2 separate regions of the Mus musculus genome follow, and region 2 is linked to region 1. A link is a loop called in an ENCODE intact Hi-C map of the cell type or tissue named here. Cell type or tissue: left cerebral cortex. All regions are shown on one strand. Links, peaks and the distances in the headings refer to the core of each region. The heading gives the core; the rest is flanking DNA.

Region 1 (5,000 bases), core at 1-5,000:
TAAAAGGAAACTCAGAAACAAAGAATGGTAACGGAACTCTATGACCCCCTTGTATTTTTGAACATTGTAACCATGTTGACTGCACTACCTAGAAAGTGCTTTGTGCACATCTGTGTATGCGTACACATGTGCATGTGTGTAAGTGTGTATGCTACATTGCACACGTGGGGATCAGACAGCAATATCCAGTGTTGATTCTCAACACCCATTGTGATTGAGATGGGGTCTGTTGCCTCTGCTGTGTACACCAGGCTGAGTGGCCTACAGACTTCTGGGGACTTTCCTGCCTCTGCCTTCCATCTCCCTGGAGGAGTGCTGGGATTATAGATGCTTGCCTCCTGTATCTGCTTTATATATGGGCTCTGGGGATTCAAAGTCAGGTCCTCATGCTTGTGGGGCAGGTGATTTTACCCATCTCCACAGCCTTGCTTTTTCAAATGAAGTTATTTGGTAGAATCGAGAGATCTCTATAGTAAAGAAAATTAAATAAAATAAACTAATTTGTGTAAAGATTCAACTGAGAGTATGTTTAAACAACTGAAAACATGCAGATAATGTTGTCAGAGTGATACAAAATACTAAGTTATTTGAACAGACCAACAAGAGTTAATACTTTCTCAAGACAGGAGCTAGAAGTCAGTCCCTGGTGATTAAAGCCCTCAATCAACTCAGCTCTAGAACAAATTAAAGGGTGCCTGCCCATGAACTCAAATGATAAATTTGAGTTTCCCAAGGAGGAATGAAAGTAACTAAAGAGTAGTAGTTTGAAGCACCTCATTCTTAGATGACATTACACTTTGTGCTCCATGTCAGTCTCTGTGGATGAAGCAAGAGTCATGAGTGAGAACAATGCCTTACTGAGTTTGCAGTCTGGCTATGCCACTGTGGATAGGATGCACTTGACTACAGCATCCCAATAAACCTCAGGCTAGACATCTATAATATGTGAGCTTGCTAGTAAGGTAAGGTACTGCTAGCATCTGACAAGATTCTATGGGATATATCAGAATATTTAGGGAGATAAATGTCCAAGTAAGTAATTATCCTGTGTGGATACAGTGTTATTTGTTGCAAAATTTCCAATTCATGCATTCTAAAAAGACAGATAAATCTAGGAAAGGATACTCACTTCTTTCGACCTTTGATCCCAGTGACAATCAGGATGATGATGCCAACCACTACCAGTGCCATCACAACACCAAAAATAATCAGCCATATGGTGACAGGAGGCTGGTAAGGTGGCTCAAGTGTTGGGTGAATCCCCAGAAACTCCAGGCTGTTATCATTCAGGCCAAAGACATCATTGATGCGGCCCCGAGACATCCTATTTGCAAAAGAGAATGCAGTAAATGGGATGCTTAGACCAAATAAAATTCTGCACCATTATTTTCTCCTTATATCAGGGTTCCCAAAGGGATTTAATATGCTTTGTCATTAGAATGTACAACTAAAACTTTGTGCAGTGGCACATGCCTGGGAAGCCGTGCTTTAGTATGAGGATTAGACAAATTTGAGTCAATCAACTCTGCAAAGCACGATCCAGTATCATCAGGGGAACATAGCAAGGCAGTCTTTTTTAAAGCCACAAAAATACACACCTAAAATAAAGATAAAATTGAAGAAGATAGGGCCAATAGAGAGATACAAACTTTTGACAACTACATGTCTTTCATACCTGGTAACCTGAATTAGGTCTATCAACAACCTTATTTGAAGTTTAAGTTAGAAATTTATAAAGAGGGGTGGGGGAGAGAAGTGTCCTAGAGAGATGGCTCAGTGGTTAAGAGGTTTTGTATCACTCTTCCAGAGGACCTGAGTTTGGTCCCCAGAACCCACTTTGGGCAGCTCACAAAAGTGCCTATAACTTCAGCCCCAAGGGATTGAAAGCCCTCTTCTTGACTCCACAGGTGCTGCACACATGCAGTTCACATATAAACACATAGGCTCACACACTAAAACGTTAAGAGAATAAAGTTATCACACAAATTCATAGGTTTCATTATAAAAAGAAGATTTTAGAATGAACAGATAGCTTAGTATTTATCATGTATAGATTCTACATTTCAAAAGTAAAGTTAGCATATTCGGCAAGAATTTCTCAGTCTTCAGCCTACATCTAAAATAAGTACTGACAACCAAGCAGTAGTGGCACATGCCTTTAATCCTAATACTGGGGAGGCAGAGACAGATGGATCTCTGTGAGTTTGAGACCTTCCTTGTCTACAGAATGAGTTCCAGGACATCCGAGGCTACATAGAGAAGCTTTGTCTCAAAATAATCTCAAACAATCAATTATTTTATTAAAATGACATTGCATCAAAAAACAGAAAAGCATACTTGAAAATCCCTCTTTTATAAATGAATCATATCCTACACCCAAGTCGCTGAAGAAGTTGACATTTGGAAGCAGCGTCACAGTGGGGCGTGGAAATGAGACCTCTGCATTTCTCAAGCACTGAAATTATAAGTAGCTGAAGTTGACGGAGTAGAAAGGATGGAGATTGTTGACAACAAAAACAGTATAATGGAGAAACATTTTGGTTCATAGAGTAAAATGTCTAGCCCACAGCTTCTCATCCATTGGTATAGCTCAGGTGACAAGGTCAGGTTCCATCAGAGAGGACAAGCAGCCAACACAGAGGTAGCCATAAGCCCTGGCAACCTCAAGAGTTAATCAAGTCATTTTTAAGAGTCATTTCTAGAAAAGAAAGTTTGAGATTTCCTGTAGCTTCTATCTCGGAATCCAGGCAGAGAAGGTGCTTTCATGACAATCTCAGGCAGCATTTTGTCTGAGGCTGATACTAGCCGTTTTGGAGGAGGAGAGTGAATCTTTGGGCATGATTCACACACCTCAATCAGGCCAAATTTTCTAGGCACACCCTATTCAGCAGGTCTGAGATCTGGTCTGAAGGGTAAATAGAATTCCTGGCATAGCTCAATAGTGCCACCTAGTGAGGTGTCAGGGACAGGAAACTTAGTAAGCATTTTGCTTGCTTGTGACCTTCCTTCCTACCTACTTACCTCCCTCCCTCCCTCCCTCCCTCCCTCCCTTCCTCTCTCTCTTTCTTTTATTTTAATAAGAAAAAGAACCGTCTGTCCTCCATTCCTGCTATCTTGTTTAAAACAACTGAGGCAGTCTGGACAAGTGATTTCTTACGAGTGATCACTGCTCCATGGTAAATTCTTATCTTGGTGTGAAAAGAACCTAATGTTTACCTTCCTTGATTCCTGCTTTGGGCAATTCAATAACTCTTTCATAATGTCATAATGTCCCTGTACAAATGGTGGCAGTGTGTGCCCATTTCTTGTCTTCACTTTCCAAGCATGATAGCCAAACTTCCTTTAGCCAAAATGACTTCCCTTTTACCTGAGACCATTGTCAGGCTAGAGAGACTAGGGAATGAATATCACCAGAAAGAGTTCCTGGCCAGTGACTAGGGAGAAGTGTTAAAGATCTGAGCTCCTGCAGTCCTCTGCTGAGACAATTCGGGTACACACTCTACCGTATCCTAGAGTTGTCAGATGGGACTGCCTAGCAGAAACTCTAGTTCCTGACAATGATAGCTTGTTTGATAACTTGGAACCTGGTCACATTTCCCCAGGTCTCTGTCTCCTGTCCACAGTTTCTAGAGGAGCTTCTCAGCACTGCTTATGCTTGCTTGCTTGCTTTCAAATCAAGACCTTCTCCTGGCCAGTCCCCAATCAAAACCAGTCTCTTGCTGTTGGATTATAATAGGATCAAGAACCCAAGTTTGTGTGGTTAAAGAGATGGTTCCACCAGCAAAATGCCTGCTGTACAAGCACAAGGACTTGAGTTCTGATGCCCAGTACACATATAAAAGAGCTGGGTGTGGTAGTACCCAGCATGTGTCTACTCCGATGCTAGGAATTGGGGGAGATGGGCAGATCCCTGAAGTTCATTTGCCAGCCCACCTAAATTGATTAACATTGGGTTTAGTGAGACATCATGTCTCTAAAAGCAAGGTGGTGATGGGTCAGAAAAGACAGCTATGTCAACCGTTGGCTTCTACATGTGTAACCATGTCACATGTACACACCCACACACAAATCCATACATAGACCACAGACACCACCACCACAGCCACAAGAACAACCCATGTTTTGAGATGAGGTAAAAGGCATAAATGATTTTAAATGATGTCCAGCACACAATATTACACGAAATGTAAGCTATTGGCGCATTAGCTAACTCCATCTTTACATAGTTTGTTTGAAAGTAGAATGTCACCTGATGGCATCTTCAACTTCACTTCTAGGAATGACATCAGACACATTTTGGGGTGAGGTGACAAAGAAGTAGAAGGAGACTCTTGGTTTCAAATCACTCACTCGTACATCTTCCTCTCTGTGGGGGGGGGCAAAAAGAAACATATATTTCTTCTTTCCTAATGAAAGAAAGAAAGAAAGAAAGAAAGAAAGAAAGAAAGAAAGAAAGAAAGAAAAAAGAAAGTCCTCCCCCTGCCAGTGGAATGGAGATTAGAACATGGCTCCTGGATGAGGAGACACAGAACAGGGCAAACAGTAGAAAGATAGAATTGACCAAGAATCTTGACACTATCCAAAGCACATGAAATCAGTAGCATAAAAGTTGTAATACCCCACATTCTAAGCATGGTAATGCATGCTTCTAATCCCAGCACTTGGGAGGCAAAGGCAAGCAGATATTTGAGTTTGAGACCAGCGTAGTCTACAAATCAAGCTCCAGGACATCCAGGGCTGTTACACAGAGAAACCGGGTCTTGAAAACAGAGAAAGAGGCAGGGTTGTAAGACCACCTTCGATACTGTTTTTCCTGACTATCACACAAAACCTACATCTGTTCAATTCTTTTTAATGTCAACCTAAAACACCAAGGGAATCAAGAATTCTATAGAGGCAGTGGTGGTGCATGCTTTAATCTCAGTACTCAGGAGGCAGAGGCAGACAGATCTCTATGAGTTCAAGGCCAGCCTGGTCCACAGAATAACCAGCAATACACA
Region 2 (6,883 bases), core at 817-5,816, 220 kb before region 1:
AGGCTTAGCTATTAAGAGCACTGAGTGTTTTTTTTTTTTTCCAGAGGACCTGGGTTCGATTCCCAGCACCAACCTCGTGGCTCACAAGCATATGCAATTCCATTGTCAGGGCATCTGGCACCCTCTTTTGGCCTCCAAGGGCACACAACATGCACATGATGTGTAAGATTTGTGGTAGCTCAAAATGACCATGGTTATAAAAAAAAAAAAAGTAAATGTCAAGATGTTCTTTCCCCAGAATTGACCTCTGGTCCTTAAGTTTACTCACTAAGAGATAAATCTGATTGTTTAGAAAAGTCCACACAATATCTCCGGTCCTTAACTCTGCCCCCTTAATGCGGTTAAAGGTTAACCAATGATAAACTGCCACCCCTAAACTGTGACTGAAAACTGCTCTTAAAAAATGTATAAAAGATGTGTGCTTTAGCTATTTGTGGTCGCTTCCATCCCGATTTCAGGACGACCCCAGCATGCTAGATCAATAAACCTCTTGCATTTTGCATCGATCTCCATCTCTGTGTCTATGTGAGTGGGACATCCCGGATGTAAGGCTTTTGGGGTCTTACAGGTGCACAATCATACATGCAAGCAACCCACACACACACACACTTTTTTTTTCAAATCCCAGGTGGTGGGGAAATATTAACATTGTTAGGCTCCTCTCCATAAAAGGAGGATGGTCAAGTTCAATGTGTTCAGTTTATTCACACACCACAGAGTGCTTCCCAGAACCCCTGTGTTACCCTTGTTTAGAATGATAAACCCGGTTGGAGATCTGCCTTGGCTTCCCAAAACCAAGGTCTAGTTTTAGTCTATTTATGTGTTCCCTGAACCTCCCACTGCTAGCTTCCCTTTGGTCTTAAAAATATTTCCCATTAGCATGAAATGTGGAGGAAGAGCACAGTAAATAACGCTGACTTCTGTGGGCTGCATAACAGTGTTTATTTCCTTTAAATACATTTACATATAAAACATCAGGCAGTGCTTCAGTAAACCTAAAAAGTACAAGTGGAATGGGAATTGATCAGTGCTGATCATACAAATGAAATTCCGCATAAGAAAGAAGCACAATAACTCATGAGCATTGCCCTTGGACTTTGCCAGCCCGAGGAACCAATCGAGTGGCACCTACTACTCTGTTTCAGGCAACCTTTTCTTATTCATCAAAACAAGGGGCTCCTCAGACCCCTTCCTTTCTGAGTGCTGATGGCGCAAAGACATCTGAAGCTACAAGTCATTTGTCAGTGAACTGGGGAATCACCTAGCCGCCATTGCATGGAAATGTGGCTTTACCATGACACTAGGTCAAATCAACTTTTCTAACACCTGGAGGCGGGGAGGGGGGGGGGCAGGGGTAGTGGGCAACAGTGACAGCAACTTGACAAAGCAGTGAGCTGTTTAAAATGACAGAGATGGGGGGACTTGAAAGGAAGTTGAATCAAGGGTTCTCCTGGCTGTAGAGTCCCTGGGCCCTTGTCTCCTTTGGAAAGCGCCAGTGCTTTCCACAGGCTGGCTTTCTACTTGCACATGTTCTGGTGTGAAAAGGACATCTGTCCTCACAGCTGTTGTGAAAGAAAGTGAAGATGAGAATTTAGAAGCAAGGAACAACTTCAAATATGGCATGCCGTTCTGATTTCATTTCATTGTTCTCAAAGAAAAATTTCCAGACATGTATGTAAAGTATAAATGCAATATTCTATGTGGGCACTATACTGGCTAAGGTTTCAGCCCTAACAAAGATGTTGATATCACCTCCCGTGAAGCTTGGGGGCACAGCAGAAGAGGAGCTGGGGAAAATGTAAGAATCAAAAGATGGAGAGAAGGATGAGCAAACACCCATCTTCTAGGCATGCTGCAGACTTTGCAAGCGGAAACTCACACAGCTGTGATGATCTGCCCTAGGCCTACACAAGGCCAAACTTCTCAACAGTTAATTATGCATTTTGGGGGGGGGGACTCATCAGGGGTGGGGGCAAGGAGATGTAGGCTACTGGTGGAATCTGGAAGATGAGGGAGTCACTTTCTTCAGTTGTGGGAAAGATGAGCAAGGAGGAAATGAGTTGACAGGAATAGGCTAGGGTTGAGAGTGTAGGAGTAAAGGTAATTAGAAACGCATTTTATACGTGTATGAAATTGTCAAGGGACAAATTGAATTAATTTCTAAAAAAAATCTCAGTGGTTAGTTTGGGTAGATTTGGAAACTGATCAAAATCCAATCAATGGCTTCCAAAGGTTATAGTCATCCATAAGTTTCTTGCCTACAGAGAGAGAAAGAGGGATAGGGAGAGGAAGAGGGGGAGGGGGAGGGGGAGGGGGAGGGAAGGGGAGGGGAGGGGGAGAGAGAGAGAGAGAGAGAGAGAGAGAGAGAGAGAGAGAGAGAGAACACTCCCTTAACCCTGCTGTTTAAATGCCAGTGACTTCTTTTATTCCCACTCATGACAGTGTAATGGCAGGCATGGCAGTACAGGTCTGTAATTCGTGAGACCCTGTTTTGAAACAAAGCAATTTAATCATCACTCTATAGATACTTCCACATATTTCTTAGATGCCAAACGTCTGTGTTCCTTTTTTTTTTTTTTTTTTTTTTTTTTTTTTTTTTGTAAGAGTGTGCTTGGACTCTGAGAGAAAAGAGCCTGAACAGATCAGATTAGTATGTCCTTTAAATGTCATCAGTAAACCAAGTTAAGGGGAAAGCGAAAAGACCATTGACCTGCAGGTGTCTGGGTGAAAAATCTTGTGCTTTTGGCAGCAGCTCTCCAGACTTTCTTTGCACTCAAAGCAACTGCAGTTTTCCGGGTGCTGAATGAGATCTCCCGGACATGGTGCTTTACAGACGCACTCACAGCGATCTTCATCAAACGTCATGTGCGGTCCACAGAGAGTGGGTTCCTGGAGGTAAGAGTGGTCTAAAAGAAATAGGAAAGTGATGATCCAAATTAATTGCAAGTTGTCCATCTTCCCAGTAAAACTTGGAACCTCCCAATCTCCTTGTCTATAAGTTTTTTAACCTTAATATTTCCACAGGGTGAAAAAGATCCATCTGTGATTTTATAACATCAGCATAGAACTCATGTGTTTTCGTAGGTTTTAAATTTAAAAAACACCATATGGTGAATGTTTCTGACAGATTTTTATGGTGGTGACTGACCAGTTAAAAATATAAACTTCTGTGCTGGAGAGATTGCTCAAGGGTTAAGAGAACTCCCTACTCCGGCGGAGGACTCAGGTTTGGTTCTTAACACCCACACGGCAATTTAAAACTGCCCATAACTGAAATCTAGGGGTGGGGGTTGGGAGTGGAGGGTGGCTGTTGCATTCTTCTGGCCTGCACGGGCATTTTGTGCACACCATGTAAAAGCAATGCAGGCAAAAAACACTCATACACATGAATTAAAAATCTATCTATCTATCTATCTATCTATCTATCTATCTATCTATCTATCTATCTATCATCTATCTATCTATCTATCTATCTATCTATCTATCTATCTATCTATCTAACCTATGTAACCAGCCAGTAATGACAAGATAGCAAGATATAGGCTGCCTATAAGTATGAATGCAGTGCTCTCCAGTATTTTAAAAGTGTGGGAACCGGAAGTACTAATGCTGTAGAAATGTTTTCCTCAGAATTTCCAGATATCTAATGATGCATTCCCTCATCTTAGATCACCACACTTGTAAGAAACATATAAAGGTAACAATGAACTCTGGTCTGATCTCGATCAGTGAACTGAAATACATTGCAAAAAGAGTAAGAGACAGGCTAGGAGGCGTGGCTTTCTGGGTAGAGAATGCTTGCTTAGAGTCCATGAGAAGTTTTGGGTTCAGTCTCCTGTGGCTCCTAGACTGGGTGTGGTGACACATGATTGTAATTCTAGCACTCACTCCAGAGGTAGAGGCAGAAGGATTGAAAGTCCAAGGTCATCCTCTGCTACATATTGAATTTAAGGCTAGACTGGAACTCCTAAGAGTCTGTCTCCAACAGAAAGCAAAAGCAAACAATTAGTGGAGAAGGTGAAAATTTTGGAAGCCCGTGCACTTTTAATCTCAGCATTCATGCAGGTTTTGGAAGAAAATGAATATCTCTTCCCCAAACCTGCTTCTTGTTCAGTTAGCCTCATTTGGGGGCTGGCACCATTGTCCACTAGATCTTGTAGTCAGGGTTTCCACCCTGTCCCTTGTTCATGCCCTCTCTTCTCCATGACACTGCCTCGGTCACAATTCACCCAGTACCTGGTATTTCTTGTGTTGGTGGCTGCCGCTCACATCACAACCACACTGTGCACCCCTTCAGTCTTTCCCTCACATGACTATCAAATGCAAACCTAATCCCTATCACCACCAAAGCTTTACATGTACTTTTATTCATTTATTTTTTGAGACAAGGTCTTATTATGTAGCCCTGGCTATTCCTGGGTCTTGCTATGTAGACCAGGCTGGCCTTGAACTCATAGAGATACACCTGTTTCTGTTTCCTCAATGCTGTGATTAAAGATGTGAGCCACCATGCCTGGCTACGCTTTAAGTGTCTTAAATCTTCCTCCACACACAAAAGGCCAAATTTTACATCAGGATATAAAAGATCTTCCATGATCTTGACCTTAAAAAAACTTTCATGCTCATTCTTAGCCCTCTCTTATCCACCCCCTGCCCCGCCACCTCTCCCCAAAATGGCAATCTCTCATGATCCGGTCTCCTGGTTTTGACTGCTCTTTAATTGGCACATATTTAGACAAAGAGTCCATTTTGAATCTCATGACCAGGACATAGATGAGCTACATACGTTATAAATCCCTGAGGCAAATGTCAATGTAGGGCAAGACAAGGAAGGCTTGATAACTGAAAAACAGTCAAGGGTTCATATTGAGCACAAGGTGGCAGCAAAGACTCACAAGAAAACTCTCTATTGGCCCCACAGAGTAGTTTAGGTGGAACACAATCCTGAGGAATTCAGCACAGTATGTGGCAGAAGCAGAACATAGGTCCTTAGCAAGTTAAAGGGAACAGAGACTGGATGTAGGAGAACTAGGTTAAACAGCAACTAACTGGGGCTGACACCTCGAAGTATTTCATATTGGTGTTCATACCTAGGGACATCGACTCTGGATTACCAATGTATCCTGTCCTCAGCCTTGTTCCATTCACTACTATTATTATGTCTTATTCATTACAGCAATGAAACTGAGTCGGACTTGCATCAACTGCATTCATTTGGAGAATAGATGACTGTAGACAAGGAACTTAGCTCAATATCTTTGTATGCAGAAAAGGTGTTTAGTACACAGAAAGTAATGTGTCATGGGCAGAATGGGACCACTGGAGAAGCAGATGGGAACTTTGGCACATGAGAACGTTAGGAGTGGTGAGAACTAAAAGTAACTGAGCTGCAATCCACACCCTCCGTCCTCCCTCACCTCCACCACTGTTACAGCTTCCCCCAAAGGTTCCCTGCCCCATGTTCTGCTCAAAGCAACTCACTCTCTTCCACACAGTTGCTGGCTGGATCTTTCTACATTCCCAATGGGTGTTACCACTGTCTTTCTTGAAGCATTTGGGTGGTTTTCATTTGTCTAAAAGATCACCTCTTTCACTCCAATCATGCAAGTATCCCCAGCTTCATCCCTTCAAATCTACCCCTTCCCCTCAGTATGTATGTGTGCCCATAGTAAGGTTAACCTTCATTGCTGACTTTACAGGACTCTAGTACTTTCAGCTCTTGGTGTGCCTATGAGCATACTACCAGAGAAGATGAATTGAGGAAGACCCACTGTACACATGGGCTGGGCAGTCAGACTGAACCGAAGGAGGGAGGGGAACTGGAAATGCTGATAGATAGGAGCTTGTCTGCTTCCTGGCTGGAGATACAAAGTGATCAGCACTGCTCCTGCTGCCAGACCATTCCCAGCATGATGGACTGTTCTGTATCAAAGTGAAAGGCAAAATGAGCCCGCCCGCCCGCCCTCCCTCCCTCCATCCCTCACCTTCCTTCTTCATTCCTTCTTTTTTCCTCTCCATTGCTTTTGTCAGATATTTTATTACAGCACCTAAAAAGTAACCAATGTGTTCCCCCACTAACCTTTCCCAGCACTGGGTTTTTGCTTTCTCACCTAAGCCCTGCTCAGAGCACATCTCTCTTTCCATCCTCAATGTATGAACCTACCTAGTGAGTCTTCCCCAGGAATTAACATCCCCCTGAAAGAAAATGCCCCACCCAGGTTATGACCCCTCCTCAAGTCTGTAGGGCCCAACCTGTTTATTTGAGGTGCCCCCCCCCCAGGGAACTCCTTGGCTTCGACTCCACGCAGGATTGGCTGATGGTGATTTAGCAACTGCATTGTGTCATGCTGCCTCAATTGTCACCCTTTACTTTGTTGTGTCTGTGTTGAAACTATATGTGTGTGAGCCTTTGGCTAGATAACTTCAAAAATATTTTACCTCCCATCCTAGTTTGAGCTCTTACACTGGTGCCGAGAACTGGAACCTGAGGACAAGAGCACTAAGAGCTTGACATTTCAGACAGATTCTATGGCTCTGGATCCTTGCTATTCTTGCTAGGAGATCAGAGTTTAAAACAAGCAACGTTCACGTTGCATGGTCCCCTGTGATAGTTTTCAGTGGAACCAAGTCACATGTGTGGAAATAAATTTTAAAAAAAGTAAACCATCATGTTTGTTCAACCATATGTTCATGCCAGGATTCAGAGCTTTAACAGATCGGGAGATGGAATGACAGGCTAGCAATTCCCTATTTGGCTTAGCCCAGGAGCATGATGTGTTCCAGTTACAGACAAATGTTCCCACGTGTCCTCCTTCTTTCCTTTATTTTTTTCCCAGAGTATTTGCTTGCTTTCAAATGGTGCAGTTGAAAGAAACCAAGTTCC

Evidence for each region. Hi-C counts contacts between places; a loop is a spot of excess contacts. Peaks named below come from ENCODE experiments on the same cell type or tissue, not always from the same donor. Only the 100,000 strongest peaks of a DNase experiment are listed, where the experiment ranks them.
Region 2: a loop joins it to region 1, with 17 times the contacts of the local background. A loop is called at or near these places in 26 of 42 quality-filtered maps.

What each region holds. Positions count from the first base shown.
Region 1 is chrX:164,181,956-164,186,955 of GRCm38, reverse strand. Ace2 (angiotensin I converting enzyme (peptidyl-dipeptidase A) 2) reads right to left here. Exons shown (of 18, transcript NM_027286.4): 16 at 4,250-4,366; 17 at 1,130-1,324. Among named protein-coding and RNA genes, the nearest start is that of Ace2, 44 kb to the right of the region's middle. In left cerebral cortex, for the core only: a CTCF peak has its summit at 2,926 (motif pointing left); a DNase peak (open chromatin) is centred at 2,927.
Region 2 is chrX:164,396,686-164,403,568 of GRCm38, reverse strand. It overlaps Vegfd (vascular endothelial growth factor D), which reads right to left. Exons shown (of 7, transcript NM_010216.2): 6 at 2,711-2,906; 7 at 919-1,562. The coding sequence ends at 1,439. Among named protein-coding and RNA genes, the nearest start is that of Piga, 20 kb to the left of the region's middle. In left cerebral cortex, for the core only: a CTCF peak has its summit at 4,874 (motif pointing right); DNase peaks (open chromatin) are centred at 1,571, 2,848, 3,152, 4,906 and 1 more place.